2 separate regions of the Mus musculus genome follow, and region 2 is linked to region 1. Evidence: chromatin loops called from intact Hi-C (ENCODE). Cell type or tissue: left cerebral cortex. All regions are shown on one strand. Links, peaks and the distances in the headings refer to the core of each region. The heading gives the core; the rest is flanking DNA. Region 1 holds the start of Zfp112 (zinc finger protein 112). Region 2 holds the start of Zfp114 (zinc finger protein 114).

Region 1 (2,912 bases), core at 121-2,620:
ATATTTAAAATTATTAATTCAGTTCCTTTGTACTTGATTTACCTTTTTCTGCATTCCTGCTTCCATGCTTTTTATAGAATTGCTTCTTGAACTGGGTGGGGATTAGTTACGTTGAGTTTGTCCTAGTGTCACGTTTGAAAAGCTTTTCTTTTCCAAGATTTTTATAAAGACAGTGGAGGTTGGAGAGCTGAAGGTGAATAGTGATAATCAGCAGAATTAAATAAGGGGAATCCCATCCCATAATCAGCCTCCAAACCCTGACACCATTGCATAAACTAGCAAGATTTTGCTGAAAGGACCCTAATATAGCTGTCTCTTGTGAGACTATGCCGGGGCCTAGCAAACACAGAAGTGGATGCTCACAATCAGCTATTGGATGGATCACAGGGCTCCCAATGGAGGAGCTAGAGAAAGTAGCCAAGGAGCTAAAGGGATCTGCAACCCTATAGGTGGAACAACATTATGAACTACCCAGTACCCCGGAGCTCTTGACTCTAGCTGCATATGTATCAAAAGATGGCCTAGTCGGCCATCACTGGAAAGAGAGGCCCATTGGACATGCAAACTTTATATGCCCCAGTACAGGGGAACTCCAGGGCCAAAAAGGGGGAGTGGGTGAGTAGGGGAGTGGGGGGAGGGGGACTTTTGGGATAGCATTGGAAATGTAAATGAGGAAAATGCCTAATAAAAAATATAAAAAATAATAATAATAATAATAAGGGGAATCCCTAAACTCAGGACTATGCAAATGATCTGGAAGGGAGGTCCGCTGGGGTTAAGGCAGGCCCTGCAGATCCCGTGAACTGTAGACCCAAGCAGTCCCTGACGTGCTCTGGGGAAAGCGCTGTTTATCCCAATCTTCCACAGAAAGCAGGGAAAGCATCGTGGTTCGAAGATTTTTGGCTTAGGGTATGCCAAGGACTTTCAAAAGTCTGAAGTCCGGTTTCCTTACTCCATGGCACTTCCGCTCGGGGAAGGCAAGGACTCTGAAAATTCTGGGAAATGTAGTTCATGACCCTCCCATCCCCGGGATGATAAGATAACTTCCGCTGCAGGTGGGGGGGGGGGGCTGAGAGGCCATCCTTCCGGTTGGGAAATGTAGTTTGGGAATCCTCAGTGTGCAAGATCCTCTGCAGGAGACTGCAGGAGACTGTTCTCCCCGCAACCTTCGGGAATTCTGGGAAGTGTAGTCCTGGCTGCCTATGCGGGAAGAGTCACTTCCGCCCCAGGTGTGTGAGGCCTTGTTCCGTTCCTTTCAGAAAGGTGAGCCCTCCCCTTTACTGACCCCTCCCGAGTGTGAGCGATCCTTTTCAGGTTGCCCTGGGTGATAGCCACCAGGCTTGTATCCTGGGTAAGGAAGTCTGCCTCGGAAAGGTAGAACGTGAACTTACTTTGGAAGAGCATGCCCGAGTGTGCTGCGATTGCACACACTGACTCAGGCCTGGCCCGGGGCTGTCAGTCACCTGGATGGAGGGTCTCCTGGGCGATGGGCACCCCCAGCCGCCTCCCTAGCTCTGGTCACGATGCCATCTCCCAGCAGTGGAGTTCAGACTCTCCATCTCTGCCTCCATGCTTTCCACCACGCCTTGGTACCTATCCAAGAGTGATCTAGAGTTTCCTGCAAGGCTCAAAACTGCTGACGCGCGGTAGGAAATGGGACATTTACTATCGGTGCTTTCCAATTTCAGAGAAGCTGGACGCTTTAGTGACCCACGGATGGTCTCAGAGCTCCTGCTGTAGGGTCTCTGGACCCAGCCTGTCCCCATTATCAAAGTCCTTAATGACTTGTTTTGTTTTTGTTGAGACAATCGTTCCCAGCTTTGTGTGCAGTGTCCACTGTGCCTTACGGGGGCCGGGAGAGGTGTTAGCTGAAGTCCGGTTTCTCCGAGCAAGTTGTCTTCTTAATCCTTTATATAAAAAGTGCTGCAGGGGAAAGAGGCATCAGAGAACGTGGTAGTGGTGCAGTCGTTTGAATGAGAAATGACCCCGTAGGGTCCAACCTTTGGATGCCAGGTCCACAGTTTAGAGGGCGGGGTGCTGTTTCTGGAGGTTTGGCTGGTGTGGCCTTGCTGGAGAAATACGTCATGGGGCGGGGTCAGCCTCCAAGGTGTTTGCTCGCTATGCTTGAGTTTCAGAAGGGAGCTCTCAGCTTCTTGCTCCTGTTGACAAGTCTGCCACCTGCCATGCTGTCCCTACTATTATGGAACTGAAAGCCAAAATAAACGCTTTCTTCCACACCTTATTCATGGTGTTTGATCACAGCAACAAAAAGTAACTAATACACAGGGGTAGACCTTAGCATCCTTCTGTCAATCTGTCTGTTCTGAGGAGTGAGGCTCTCTTTACTCATTAGCAGATCCACTTATGAAGTTACCCTAATATTTTTTAATTAATTCTGGACGGGATAGAGAAATGCTTGGACATAAAGAATAAGTATGAAATATAAACATTTAAAACTAAATGCTGTACGGGTTCTATCCAAATTAATAAATATAACTCTTAAAAGAGCTTTATTGGATGTGGAGTCATCATTATTTTTATCACTTCTATTTAAGGAAAAAAATAAAATTTGTTTTTTAGAACATAGGTTAAAAATTTACTGATTGTACCAAAAAATATAAAATTATTATCATTATATCCTGTGTTCCTAGGTAATTATATTTCTTTATAGTCTACTTATTTTCTTAATCGTATACGCTACAGTTACTTCTACAATCATATTTGCAGATAACACTACAGAATCATTTTTTACAATCGTATTTGCACTAGCCATACTGAAATGGCTCAGCCTGCAAAGGCACTTGCCACCAAGCCTGACGTCCTGAATTTGATCCTTAGGACTCATATGGTGGAAGAAGAGAATTGTTGTAGATACACACACCCACAAATAAATAGATTTAAAAAAAAAAAAA
Region 2 (2,912 bases), core at 289-2,788, 63 kb after region 1:
TCCATGTTCTACTACCAGGTCATACCCCTAGCCCCTCACTGGGGGATTCTAGGCAGAGGCTCTGCCACTGAGCCACACCCCCAGTCCCTCACTGGGGGATTCTAGGCAGGGGCTCTACCACTGAGCCACGCCCCCAGCTCCTCACTGGGGGATTCTAGACAGGGGCTCTACCACTGAGCTACACCCCCAGCCCTTCACTGGGGGATTCTAGGCAGGGGGTTCTACCATCAAGTTATGATCCCAACCCCTCACTAGAAGATTTTAGGCAGGGCTCTACCACTGAGCCTTTCCCCAATGCCTTACAGAGGGAATCTATGAAGGGGCTCTAACTCTGCTGCCAGATCAGGCTCCTATAGCTTCACAGTTGAAGTTTTAACGTTTATATAGAAATATAATATGGGACTTCATTGTTTTTCAAAAGTATCAATAGCAGTGTGTGATGGCCCACACTTTTCAGCCCAACACTAGGGAGGCAGAGGCAGGCTGATCTATGCCTTAGAGGCCACCATTGTTTACGGGAGGGGGTGGGGAGTTCCAGAACAGTCAAGTCTACATACAGAGAGATGTTGTGTCTCCGGGGAGGGGTGGGGGTAGGGGAATCAAAACAACAATAACAAAATATCCATATTTGTCTTTCGTGATGGCTCCATGATAGGTTTCAAATCAGTATTCAAGAGACTAGGCCTAAGAACTGGGCAAGTTCAGGAAAGCCCATGCAAGTTAGAAAAACAAACAAACAAACAAACAAACAAACAAACAAACAAGTCAGGCAGCTAGTCAGAAACTAGAAGGTGCCCAGCCACATAGCCTGAATCTAGGACGATGGGTCAGCAACAGTTTCCAGCCCCATGTCTCAGTAATGGTTCTGGAATTTCCGTGGAGATAGAGTAAGACAAAGCCCACTTATCCTAGGATTCCTCAGCAATAGTTTCGGGCCCTCCACGCCCTGGTAATGGTTCTAGAATACCTAAAGGTGAAGTAAGACAAAGCGCACCTATCCTGGAACTCCCCTAATGTGCTTCAAATTGGGCTTACAATCACACTTTGGGTTCTCTCCTTTTTGGAATGAGGGATCCCCGCTGGTCTTCTGCTGAATAAAACACTCTTTGCTTTTGCATACTATTTGAGTCTACAAACAACGGCAAACAACAGGCCCTGACAGTGGCATTTCAGAAATGAATAAATCGAAAAGCAACCCAGGAGAGCAAGCTCCCCCTTCCTCCTCCTCTCCCGCTCCACCAAAAAAAAAAAAAAAAAAAAAAAAAGATTTCCGGGGGCCCACTGTAGTTAAAACAGCTTGGAACTTATTGATGGTTTTAGAGAGCTGGGGAATGTCATTACAGAAGGGCACTATAGTTTGGCGCTTCTACTGAAGCATTCTGGGAATTGTAGTTCCCACTCCAGGCGGTCAGACTCTTCTGCAAGCGGAGGCGGGCTGGTAGTGCTTCTGGAGATGTGAAAACTTGGAGCGTCCTGCGGCCCTTCGTGTGTGCTCGTGCTAACGGTGTGTCCCTTGGAGAAACAAGTCCACGGACAGGGAGAACTGGGGCACCGATGGCGATGGCGGCGGCAGTGTCTGAGTCCCCTCTTGCTGGGCTCAGCCCCAAGCGGTGCTACCTGGTCCTACTTCCCCTGCTTCCGGAGGGGAAGGAGGAGTCCGAGGGAAGAATCTAGCATCCCAAGGGAGCATGGGGGAGGAGTTGTGATGAGAGGTGGCCTGAAGCCTTAAGTGGTTTGCAACTGGTTTTTATGCGATTTTTTTTTTGCATTTTTTAATTTACTTACTTATTTCCTTAGTGGGACGTGCCACAGCTTGTGTATGAAGGAGATCAGGAAATACCTTGTGGGAGTCCGGTCTCTCCTTCCACCATGCGGGGTTCAGAGACTGAAACTCAGGTGGTCTCCCTCGTCTGTAGTCACCATTATCTGATGAGCCATTTCCCAGGGACAAACTCCCTTTTCCTTAGAGAGGGTTTTTATATCTCATTATTTGCATGCACATGGAAACAGAGACTTTGTGGGGGGCTCGTGCAGATGAACAGCATTTAATTTACTAGTATTTAAACCTTTTAGTGTGAGAGACAGAGCGGAGGACTATCATTCCTATGTATGGAAACAATTGTGTGTAAGAGCTGTCACATTAACAGACCCTTCCGAGAGCAGTGATCAATCATGACGCAGTATTCGTCAGAGTTCAGAGCTTCTTAAAGATTTGTTTTTCTGGGAAGCCCACTAACACAGCCAGATTTGTGAAGGCAATAGTGCCCAGCACCCAGAAATAGAGAATGTGGCCTTTTCTAAGCCCCAGCTGTGAGCAAGGTGAGGCATGGCACTACCTATGAGTAGAAACTAGAAAGAAAAGCCTGGCCAGCGCACACAGCCCTTAGGACTGATGGAGAAGCTGAGGAAGCCATGTGGCCCAACTGTCCTAGCAGTGTTCTCATGAAGCCCCTCCTCCCCCAGCTTGCTTCCCAGAGCCCTGCCTTGTCTCAAAGAGAAGAGAACAATGACCAAGTTACAGGTAAGTCGGGTTGCTTCCCCCATGCCCACAGTGCTAGGGATTGGAAACAGGATCCCTGCATGCTGGGCAAGTGCTCTACAGCTGAGCCTCTCTGAACTGCATGAAGGAAGAGGGGAAGTTGCTGAGAAGAAAGGACTGGAAGGAGGAGAGATAAGAGAGGACGGTGGGAGCCTGGCATGTTGGCACACGCCTTTAATCCCAGCACTTGGGAGGCAGAGGCAGGAGGATTTCTGAGTTCGAGGCCAGCCTGGTCTACAAAGTGAGTTCCAGGACAGCCAAGACTGCACAGAGAAACCCTGTCTCGAAACAAAAACAAAAACAAAAAAAGAGGACAGTGGGAACATGTGCTCAAAGTGCAGTGCACACAGGAAAGTGTAAAAGGATGACTAAA

Evidence for each region. Hi-C counts contacts between places; a loop is a spot of excess contacts. Peaks named below come from ENCODE experiments on the same cell type or tissue, not always from the same donor. Only the 100,000 strongest peaks of a DNase experiment are listed, where the experiment ranks them.
Region 2: a loop joins it to region 1, with 6 times the contacts of the local background. A loop is called at or near these places in 2 of 42 quality-filtered maps.

Annotation. Positions count from the first base shown.
Region 1 is chr7:24,111,174-24,114,085 of GRCm38, forward strand. Zfp112 (zinc finger protein 112) reads left to right here and starts at 1,147. Exons shown (of 5, transcript NM_021307.2): 1 at 1,147-1,263. In left cerebral cortex, for the core only: no CTCF peak of the experiment used is centred there; DNase peaks (open chromatin) are centred at 1,141, 1,564 and 2,016; H3K4me3 peaks cover 1,765 bases; H3K27ac peaks cover 1,057 bases.
Region 2 is chr7:24,173,646-24,176,557 of GRCm38, forward strand. It overlaps Zfp114 (zinc finger protein 114), which reads left to right and starts at 1,377. Exons shown (of 4, transcript NM_001029933.3): 1 at 1,377-1,504; 2 at 2,464-2,521. The coding sequence starts at 2,507. In left cerebral cortex, for the core only: a CTCF peak has its summit at 1,615; DNase peaks (open chromatin) are centred at 1,448 and 1,573; H3K4me3 peaks cover 1,038 bases; H3K27ac peaks cover 584 bases.